2 separate regions of the Homo sapiens genome follow, and region 1 is linked to region 2. Evidence: chromatin loops called from intact Hi-C (ENCODE). Cell type or tissue: PC-3. All regions are shown on one strand. Links, peaks and the distances in the headings refer to the core of each region. The heading gives the core; the rest is flanking DNA. Region 1 overlaps RRP15 (ribosomal RNA processing 15 homolog). Region 2 has its middle 44 kb from the start of LINC02869.

What was found. A loop is a pair of places that touch in the nucleus more often than their neighbours do. Peaks named below come from ENCODE experiments on the same cell type or tissue, not always from the same donor. Only the 100,000 strongest peaks of a DNase experiment are listed, where the experiment ranks them.
Region 1: it touches region 2 in a loop (6-fold over the local background); 8 of 110 quality-filtered maps call a loop at or near these places.

Annotation. Positions count from the first base shown.
Region 1 is chr1:218,337,068-218,342,457 of GRCh38, forward strand. It overlaps RRP15 (ribosomal RNA processing 15 homolog), which reads left to right. Exons shown (of 5, transcript NM_016052.4): 5 at 1-916. It also overlaps the pseudogene RPS26P17. Among named protein-coding and RNA genes, the nearest start is that of TGFB2, 5.6 kb to the right of the region's middle. In PC-3, for the core only: CTCF peaks have their summits at 2,369 (motif pointing right) and 2,587; a DNase peak (open chromatin) is centred at 2,384; H3K27ac peaks cover 1,066 bases.
Region 2 is chr1:218,551,003-218,556,392 of GRCh38, forward strand. No RefSeq gene overlaps it. Among named protein-coding and RNA genes, the nearest start is that of LINC02869, 44 kb to the left of the region's middle. In PC-3, for the core only: CTCF peaks have their summits at 2,410 (motif pointing left) and 2,610; a DNase peak (open chromatin) is centred at 2,409.

The DNA of each region.
Region 1 (5,390 bases), core at 188-5,187, 210 kb before region 2:
CATGTAAATCAGATACAATAATATATAGTTCAGGGTGTAAAGATTGGATTAATGTATGCAGTGTCTATCTAGCACAGTGCCTGTTATGTAGTAGCGTGTCAAGAGATGTTCTCTCTTATGCATTTGGAGGATTAGGTGCTGCACCTATAGGTTTCCATTCATTTCTCATCTATGTAATTCTGAGTCTTCCTTTTCTAGATAGAATTCCCCCCAACAAAAATTTAAAGTCTAACAGGTGGTAGGTGCTTATTGAGGCCCAGCAATTCTACTTCTGGAAACCTTCCTCAGGAAAAGATTCTGATGACAGAAAATGCTGTGTGAACAGTATTATATAGAATTGTTTTTAATAGCAAGAAATTTTTTAAAACTTACAAGTTCAGTGATATGAGGACATTTACATAAACTATCGAACCACCAGTCTTCTGTCAATTCCTTTTAAAATGATGGTTGTGAAGACTGATGAAAACACAGTGTCAATGATATGTTAACTGAAAAAGTAAGATTAAAAACATTATGGATAGTATAAGTTTCTTAAATGCCAACAATGCATGAGGTGAATAGAATAAGACTTTTTTTTAAAGAATGTAATTTTTGACAGTCTGAAAAGACAGGCCTTATATTTATATTGAGAAAAATGATCCTGACATTTAATGAGACACTAAAACAGTTTTTATTTTTTGCTTACTTATTCTGTTCTAGAATCCAAACTCTACATACTGTTTAATAGAGCATTATTGATATTAGCTGTATTAGATGACTGTATGAAGAGTCCTGTTTGCTAGAATCCTACTTTATCTTTTAAGTTTTGCTAATTACCCTGCAATGAATGTTGAACATAAAAAATTTGACTCCCTTTCCATGTGTCCACTGTTTCCTTGTGCCTTTTGATTAATAAAACTTTATTTTTAAGTGAGAACCTCTGTTTTCTTGATTTTTAAAAAAAGCCATTGCTATTTTGTTTTTAACCATCCTATTTTGCATAGTTCTATCACTTATTCAAGTAAAAGTTGGAACAGAACATGTAATAATAATAGCAAACATTTAAACAATATTGATTTTATGCCAGACAATATTTAAGGGTTTCATAATGCCCCTTAATTCATACCCTTTTCCTTATAACCCTGTTAGGTAGATGTTGTTATTGTCCCCATTATACAGATGAGGAAACAAGCAGTAAGTTTCAGTAACCTGCCCAAGGCCACACAGATAGTATAGTCCAATCCAGGTTTGAGTTACAGAGCTGCTATACACAATAGTGATTGCTCACATTGTAGATATTAATGTCTTATAGAAAATTAGATTCTAGAAATTGAACTCTTCTCTGGAAAGAAAAATGGGCATTCAGTATTTTGGTCTCATTTAACCATGACGTAAACCTATGGCCAATGGAAGGTAGTAGTAGATGCCATGCTCTTTCGGGTCCTCACTTCCAAGGTGACAAAAGGAACAATGATCATGCCAAAAAGGGTGGCAGCCACATGTGTGCCCAAGGACAGGGCTATTAAGAATTTCTTTATTCAAAACACAGTAGAGGCTGCAGCAAGTGTCTTCAATGCATATGTGCTTCCCGAGCTGTATGTGAAGCTACATTATTGTGTGAGTTGTGCCATTCACAGCAGGAAGCCTGCAAGAACTGAACATCTCCACTTCTATTTAGACCTGCAGATGCTGGCACCAAAGCTCATGTAAGGAGCTGAGTCTTTAAGGACTGAAGCAAAACTATCCTCTGGAGAAAAGTAAAATGGAAATAGTACTTAAAAAAAATTAATAGATGCCGTTAATCAGAAGGTGAAAATTTTCCTGGCTGTGTCAATTTAGAGTTAACATATCACCCCAGGCTGTTGTTGTCAGTTTATTCTGTAACTTGCTACTGGATAATTCATTATAGGTCTTGCCTGAGCATGTCTGATAATTAAAACTTTATATTTGAATTATCTGGATGCTGCAGAAATGGAACTACTCTACTGAAGTGGTATCCAATAATTTACTATATACAGCTATTGGTTTTTTATTCCTAAGATACAATATATTGGCTATTTGCTGCTCTGTTACTTAATGACATTAGATGACTCATAAATGTAAGTGGTTGACATTTTTGCTATTAAGAATTTAGATATTCAAATTATGCTTTATAAATGAGGATTAGATTTTTATCATGTTATTGCCTAGGAGATAACAGGTAACTAAAACTTGATAATTAAGGATATCCCATTGCTGTTGATCTAGCATCTTTTCTAAAAATGCATGTTTTACAATATTTATGTGAAACTAATTTTTATTTGATGTGCAGTAACAACAAATCAATGCAAAATTATACATTAATGAATTTAACAGTATGAAGTTTTAAGACATACCACAGCTTTCCTCTAGGTGGCATGATTTCAGCTATCATTGAGTCAACTGATAAAAATCCTTTTTCCCTACAAGCACACGAGTATGTAGTTTCTGAACAATCAGTATAAGTGTGACATTGATTAGATTTAATTGTTACAACTGGTTAAATAACCAGATTGACCTTATAATAGTCTATTGTTTAATGATCTTAAGTAACTTAAAATTGTAAGACAAAGTCCTCTTAAAGAAACAGATACAAAAAACTTGTTACCTCCAATAACCCAGCAGGCAAAATTATTTGTCTCTTCAGGTCACAATGACACACCCATTTCTGGATTTATTTCTTTGGCATATATTTATTTCTTATGGTAGATAGTGCTATTTGCTTGGAACAGTAATGATACTGCCTTTTTACTTAAAAGGACTCATATAGATGTAACAAATCTAAAGAGAAACCACAAATGGTAGGATTCTTGATCACAAAAATTTTCACGTTAACAGGAAACAGCCCCTTCAATTATGTGAAAGTAACTTTCCTGGTGTCCCTGGTTTTATGAAGCAGTTACTGTGTGCTAAACAAGAAGGATCAACATGTGAAAAGTCATTATTATGTGACCTGCAAGCATCAAACAACAAACAGAAACACTGTTCTTTTTTTTTCTGTACTGGCACTAAAATGGGAAGGGGGGCCAAACTCGTTTTTACCTTTGGGATTCTTTTTCTGTTGTTGATTTTCAAAAATTTAAAAATGAATTTCTCTGGCTATACAAAGAATACATAAAATGCTTGTTAATCCCATTATTGTTGTATTTATCTTCTCCTACCTTTCTCTGTGGGAGACTGCTTTCATGGAGCTCAAAAGAACTTGACCAAGCACCTCTCGGGGGTTCATTTTTGTGGCAGTGCAGGTTTATATTAATGCTAAAATTGTGCAAGTAGCATTTTCAAAATGTATCTCTGATGGTGATTTTTAGAATATGCTGCATAGGCAAAGGAAAAAAAAGGTCTTGGAAGTATGCAAAATATAATATCACCACTGTAACCGAAAAAAGGTGAAAGACTAACAGATGTATTCTTACAGATTTAAAGTGGCTTCATTTTAAATAAGGTAATTATCTGGGAGAGTCCTGATTTACCCCTGTTGTCTTAGTGTATCAATGAGTGGCATCCTCTTTACTGCAAAAAATGTTTGGATTTGTGTGACAAATGATGTAGCTACCCTAGTTATGAGAACTTTATTTTCTACTAAGATTTCAAATAATCATCAGTGAGAGTTTGTGGTCTGTAGTCTCCCGTTTTATAAATTATAACCATCTATATAGCTGTGCTTTTCAAAATACTTACATACTTAGGCTTTTAAAAATACTTATTTACTAATTTTTCCCTCTATCATAAACTACACTGAGGTTTTCTTTTTTTATGCAATTACTATTGACCCTTGGTTTTTATTTATTTATTTTTTTTTTAATTGCAGGCTAATCGAGGCAGCAGAACGGCATATTTGTTTGAAATGTAGGTTGGTAATTTTGGCAGTGGAAATTTAGACATTTGGAATTTTACCCAATCTATGAAGCCCACTGAGATGATGACAGACACATAAATTCATTTAAAGACCATGTATCTTTAAAAAAAAAAAAAAAACTTTTGTTATATTATACTCATTTTAATTATGAGAACACAGTCATATTTTTCTCTATCACTCACCTTCTCTTTTTCTTTCTCATCTTTTGTGTTTATTTTTAGTTGGCCAAAACACTCTCTCCATTTCTCCCCAGCAACCTCATTCTGGTTTCTTGCTTTGTGAAGTCTATCTGTGAACTTCTGTGGTGACAGAGTAAATGAAGGAGGAGTAGAGATTCTGTAAAGGTGAGTGTCAAGTACTGCCCTAAAAAATAAGGAAAATTCTGCTGCTGGTTTCTTTTTGTCAACATTAGGATTTTGTTAAGCACTTATCCATAGCGTTATGCTGTGTCCCAACTATTACCATATGTTCATTTATTTATATCAGTTACTAAATGCTATCTTAGTGGGTGAATTTCACCAGGGGCAAGAAACCAGAGGCTGCAGCTACAGGGATGACATAGCACAGGCCACTGTGAGACTGCCTCCCAAAGAAAGACTTTCCTGGAGAGCTAAAATTGTAGAGTTATGAGTGGCCCAAAAGCCACAAGCAGTAATCAATCAACTAATCATAATTCCAAAGGGTGAGATAATGTTCCCACAGTGTATCATTAGTGTGATGAGTTTATCTCTTTAAAGCCTCACAACCTGCTGATATGCTGTGGTTTTTCTTGGTCCTATCTCTTTATCTTTTACCACCTCTGATCTCTTTAAACCCACCCTGTTTCCATTTTCCTCCCCGCCCATTGTTTCCTCATTTTTCCTTAACACTTCTTCCTTAGATTAACCTTTAAATACAAATGGAAATAATAATCGGATTATTTTTTGTAAGGAAACCACCTTTCTGTTTCATTATTCATAACTAGAATAATGAAATAAAGCTGTTTATAGAAATGCATCTAGAACATGAGACAAAATTGATATAGACCAAACATTGTTCTTGAATAGTGGTATCAAATATAAAATTATAAATAAAATCTTAAAAGACTTTTGGTGTATTTTCATATTAAAGGGTTATTTTGCATTTATCAAGTATCACTATTTGGGGGGAAATGTAATCAATTACCGTCGTTCCATGTATTTCTTTTTTTCACCTCCTGATTTTTCATGCTTGAAACCGTTCTGGAAAGCTTCCAGAATTGTTACAAATGAAGTTATGCTTTGGTCAATGTTAGTAAGGACCTATGATCCATAGGCGTAAAACTCCAGGACAGGGATGAGTAGTTTTGTTTTCTTCAGCCTCTTGTAGAAATCCCACATTACTTAAGTGAATAGACCCATTGATGAGTGGAGAATGGCTAAGAGTGGAAACAGCTCCACTCTCTACCTCTGTAATTTCAAAACAAAAGATTCCATTTGAGGGCTTTAATAAGAGACTTTAATCGTGAATGCTTAACTGAACTTTGATAGTCATTTAGCATTTTATTCACCAAAAG
Region 2 (5,390 bases), core at 257-5,256:
TCACATTTTGGGTTTAAATAAAGTTCAAAGGTTTTATAAAAGAAATTTGATTATTGGGTTGTGATGAAACAGACAAAAATGTTTTCAAACTAAAGTAATTGATTCTGCATTGTGACATGTCGATAAATCTCAATGGCTGGCATTTGCTCTTCCATTGATTGATACATGGAGGACAGTTTCAGCTAGGCAAAGGGGGGAATTTTGTTCAGCAGATGTGGGGCTTTCAGCTTATAAACTGTGCTCTGTGTGAATGCCTGCAAAGGCAGATGAATAAATTCACTTGATTTTGGTTTTTGACTTATAAGCCCATGTATTTCATCCTTGATGCTGTACTGAGAAAAAATGTAAATCCCGTGGCCATGACTAGTTCCAGCAAAAGGTCTCCCAAATATTTCTCAACTCTATCATCACCATCACCAAAAATAAGCTCAAAATCTCACACCCTATTGAGACGGAAGAAGTGGTTTCAGTATGTTTGTTTGCAAAGGATGGAACATTTGGCTTTTACATATGTATTTGTGATTTTTTTGTGGTTATATAGTTATTACCTTCCCCCTCCCCTTACCACTTAACAAATGACATCAAATCCCTTTTCAGGAAGGAAACTGTCTAGGTAAGGCAAAACACCATTTACATACTAAAATACCATACAGTTGCAAAATAATATGTCCCAGGAAGAGTTTGGAAGGAGAGGGCAGAACACCTTAAAAACTAAATTGCTCTGCATAAGAAAATATGAAGCATTTACCCTGTTTAACACTTCTGAAGCAGGAGAGGAAGAGAGACAAATATGGTAGGATTGAGATGGGCTGTATGGCTATAACTTAAGGAAGCGGCAGCTGGATAAAATGGCCATGACATTATTTTGAAAGAACCTCAATGTCTATCTTCCAAGGCCCAGTGGTAAAATATAATCCCTCCTTCATTATCTATCATTTTAGTGTAATATTTTAAAATGAAAAACACTTCAAATAATTATAACAGACACTCATGTGTGCACTAAGAACAGATGTTAATATTTTATACTTTTGTTTCAGATCTGTTTTTTAAAATTTTATTTATTTATTTATTTATTTTGAGACGAAGTCTCGCTCTGTCACCCAGGCTGGAATCCTGTGGCCCGATCTTGGCTCACTGCAAGCTCCGCCTCCTGGGTTCACGCCATTCTCCTGACTCAGCCTCTGGAGTAGCTGGGACTACAGGCGCCCTCCACCACGCCCGGATAATATTTTTTTTGTATTTTTAGTAGAGACGGGGTTTCACCGTGTTATCCAGGATAGTCTCGATCTCCTGACCTCGTGATCCGCCCACCTCGGCCTCCCAAAGTGCTGGGATTAAAGGTGTGAGCCACCGCGCCCAGCCCTCTTTTTATTTTTTAAAAAGCCCTACATCACGCCTGTAACCCCAGTATTTTGGGAGGCTGAGGCAAGTGGATCACGAGGTCAGGAGTTTGAGACCAGCTTGACTAACACGGTGAAACCCTGTCTCTACTAAAAATACAAAAAAAAATTAGCTGGGTGTGGTAGCGTGTGCCTGTAATCCCAGCTACTTGGGAGGCTGAGGCAGGAGAATCGCTTTAACCCTGGAGGCGGAGCTTGCAGTGACCTGAGATCACGCCACTGGACTCCAGCCTGGGCGACAGAGCGAGACTCCGTCTCGAGGGGTGGGGAAAAAAAAAAAAAGTCCTACAAATAGAGCTAAAACTCTATCTTCCCCTTCCCCTTGTTTCTCTTCCAGAGGTAACCAATTTCCTAAAATAGTGAATATCACTTTCAGGTTTTAAAAAAAGAGTATGTATTCATTATATCTCATATATTCATTACTAATATTCACTATTATTCTTTATATTTCAATTTTTTACATAAGTGTTATCGAACTGCATTTTTGGTCTCAAAACTAACCTGTTTTATGCAACTTGCTTTTTTCACTCAACATTATGCGCTGTGTTGAAAAACAATCCTGGTTCATTCCTTTAACTGAACCGTAATGTTCATTATATATAAATTTAATGTCATTCACCAATTCCCCTGTGGAAGGAAGTTGAACTGTTTCTTTTCTTTTTTTTTTTTTGTCTCCAAACCTCCCTCAGTAGAAGTAAAGAGGGAGGACCCCGCCCCAACCTTAGACACCCACATTTCTCTGTCCCATAATACTCAGATTCTCCACCATTATCCACCTGGAAGAAGTCATTATGTCCTTTATGGCTATGTCAGTCACTGTGGTAAGCTCCAGACTCCCATACTCTTTAACTAGCGTGAGGTCCTCTCTCCTACACATTCCCAGCCTCTGCACTCCTTCCACTTTGCCCTTTGGAACCCACTGCCCTTTTCTTGAGTTTTCAAGGATTCATACTCCATATTTCCTCCAGATGTTCAGTTCTTGGTTCTAAATTAAACCCAGGCTCCCTCTTGCGGTCACTGCCTCCTCTGTGTCCTTTTACTTAGTGGCTGTTCTCTTCACTCATCTTGGAGGTGGGATGGTTGGCCTCCTTGCTTCTCATTGCAGTCTCCAAACCATTCACCATCCCTCTTCCCTTTGAGTCTCCTGTCATTGACTCTATCCACAACTCCTCCTTGTAACAGTCATTCTAAACCTAGGTTACCCCTCATTTCACAAAGACATTTAGTTTCTAGGCTAATGCTTCTCAAACTTCAGTGAACACATGAGTGTCTAGGGGGATCTTGCTGAACTATAGATTCTGACTCAGTAGTTCTGCATTGGAGCCTCAGATTCTGCTTATCTGACAAGAACCCAGTAATATGGAAGCTGCTGGACCACTCTTCAAGTAGTAAAGTTCTAGATCACTGTCACTTTCCCAACAGTACTACTATCTTTTTGAGGGGAGGATTTCAATCCCTATAGAGACAATCCTCCCAGCACCCTGTACTTCAGATCATTAGCCTTCTCTCCTCCAGTAAACTTGTTTCTATCTCAGACATTCCCTCCTCTACACCTTGTTATTACCCAAACTGGCAACCCTTTCATGATCTTAATTTTCAGCATCTAATTCTCCATCACCTCTTATCTTTCCTGCTCACTGATTCTATTCCCCAAACACAAACAAGTCTTGAACTTCCCTCATCCACTCAAACTTACAGTTTCTCCACCTCCCTCATTCTATTCATGTTCACTCTTAACTTTACCCAGTTTAGAGTCCATGGCAGTTGATTATAATCACTCTCTTGTATACGTGGCCAACTTCCTCGCCCCTTCTTTCTTCATCATACTCACTTGACAAAAATCTCAAACCTGGCTAATTACAATGCTCTGCCTACTACACATTTGCACCCATGCTCCTAAATGAAGACAAGGAAAAGGTTGCAGTCCTATTGGACCATGAGTCTCATGTTAAATTTATGAGCACAAACCTCAAGTGGAAGTGGAATGCCATCTGTCAATCACACTATCCCTATCCCATTTTCTCTCTTGCACTCTTCCAGATAGCAATTTTGTGTCTTCTCCTTCCTCAAATCTCCAATACCTCCTCCTCATTCCTCACTCTCAGTTGAAGATCTCACTTATTATTTTATGGAGAAAGCAAGAATGACAAGAAGACTTCACAAGCTCCCACCCTAACATACACTCAGGCATTCCTCCTTAGAACTCTACCTCTCTTACCTACTCAATGCCATGCCTCTAGAAATTGTCTCCTTCTCTTCCTGCATTATATCTTCCTCTCTAATGCACTGCATCTTCCTTTCAGCATAAAGCATACTTTTTAAAAATTACTATAAGTTCTGGGATACATGTGCAGAACGTGCAGGTTTGTTACATAGGTATACACCTGCCATGGTGGTTTGCTGCACCCATCAACCTGTCATCTACATTAGGTATTTCCCCTAATGTTATCTTTCCCCTAACCCCTCACCCCCAACAGGCCCCAGTGTGTGATGTTCCCCTCCCTGTGTCCATGTGTTTTCATTGTTCGACTCCCACTTATGAGTGAGAACATGTGGTGTTTGGTTTTCTGTTCCTGTGTTAGTTTGCTGAGAATGATAGTTTCCAGCTTCATCCACGTCCCTGCAAAGGACATGAACTCATCCTTTTTTATGGCTGCATAGTATTCCATGGTATATATGTGCCACATTTTCTTTGTCCAGTCTATCATTGATGGGCATTTGGGTTGGTTCCAAGTCTTTGCTATTGTGAATAGTGCTGCAATAAACATACATGTGCATGTGTCTTTATAGTAGAATGATTTATAATCCTTAGGGTGTATACCCAGTAATGGAATTGCTGGGTCAAATGGTATTTCTGGTTCTAGATCCTTGAGGAATCACCACACTGTTTTCCAGAATGGTTGGACTAATTTACACTTCCACCAACAGTGTAAAAGCGTTCCTGTTTCTCCACATCCTTTTCAAGATCTGTTGTTTCCAGACTTTTTAATGATCGCCATTCTAACTGGCATGAGATTGTATCTCATTGTGGTTTTTATTTGCATTTCTCTAATGACCAATGATGATGAGCTTTTTTCATATGTTTGTTGGCTGCATAAATGCCTTCTTTTGAAAAGTGTCTGTTCATATCCTTTGCCCACTTTTTGATGGGGTTGTTTGTATTTTTCTTGTAAATTTGTTTAAGTTCCTTGTAGCTCTTTGTCAGATGGATATACTTTCAGGGATCATTTCTATAGTTTGTTATCCATCTGGCTTTTTTCTTTTTTTTTTTAGATAAATTCTCACTCTGTCACCAGGCTGGAGTGCAGTGGTGCCATCTCGGCTCACTGCAACCTCTGCCTCCCAGGTACAAGTGATTCTCCTGCCTCAGCCTCCCGAGTGCTGGGACTACAGGTGTGCACCACCACACCGGCCAATTTTTGTACTTTTAGTAGAGACAGGGTTTCACCATGTTGGCCAGACTGGACTCGAACTCCTGACTGCAAGTGATCCACCCACCTCAGCCTCCTAAAGTCGTGGGATTACAGGCATGAGCCATCGTGCCCGGCCCCAAGCATACTTTTTTTTTCCACTTAAAAAAATAAAAGCCTCTTCCTCATTCGTCCTAGTTCTCTGCTCATTTCAAAGCAAGCTCCTTAAAATAGTTATCTACACCAAAGTCTTTGATTTCTCCCTCCCTACCCTCTTTTAAGCCCACCACAGTTAGGCTTTTGCCCATACTACACCTCTGAATTGGAATTTTTTTCTATCATAATCAACATTAGATGTCTTATTACCTTCAAATAAAAAAACTTTTAAAAACAGCTTAGTCACAGAATGCATAAATTATTAACTGAATGTGAACAGTTAAAACAAACACAATAACTAGCTGCATGCATACCCTGAAAATATGGGTTTACCTTTGACTGCCAGTTACTTACCATACAGGAAGCTGAAAATAGTTCTGCAGTCAGAACTGGCTAGATCAGTGTCTTACTGGTTGCCTACCTA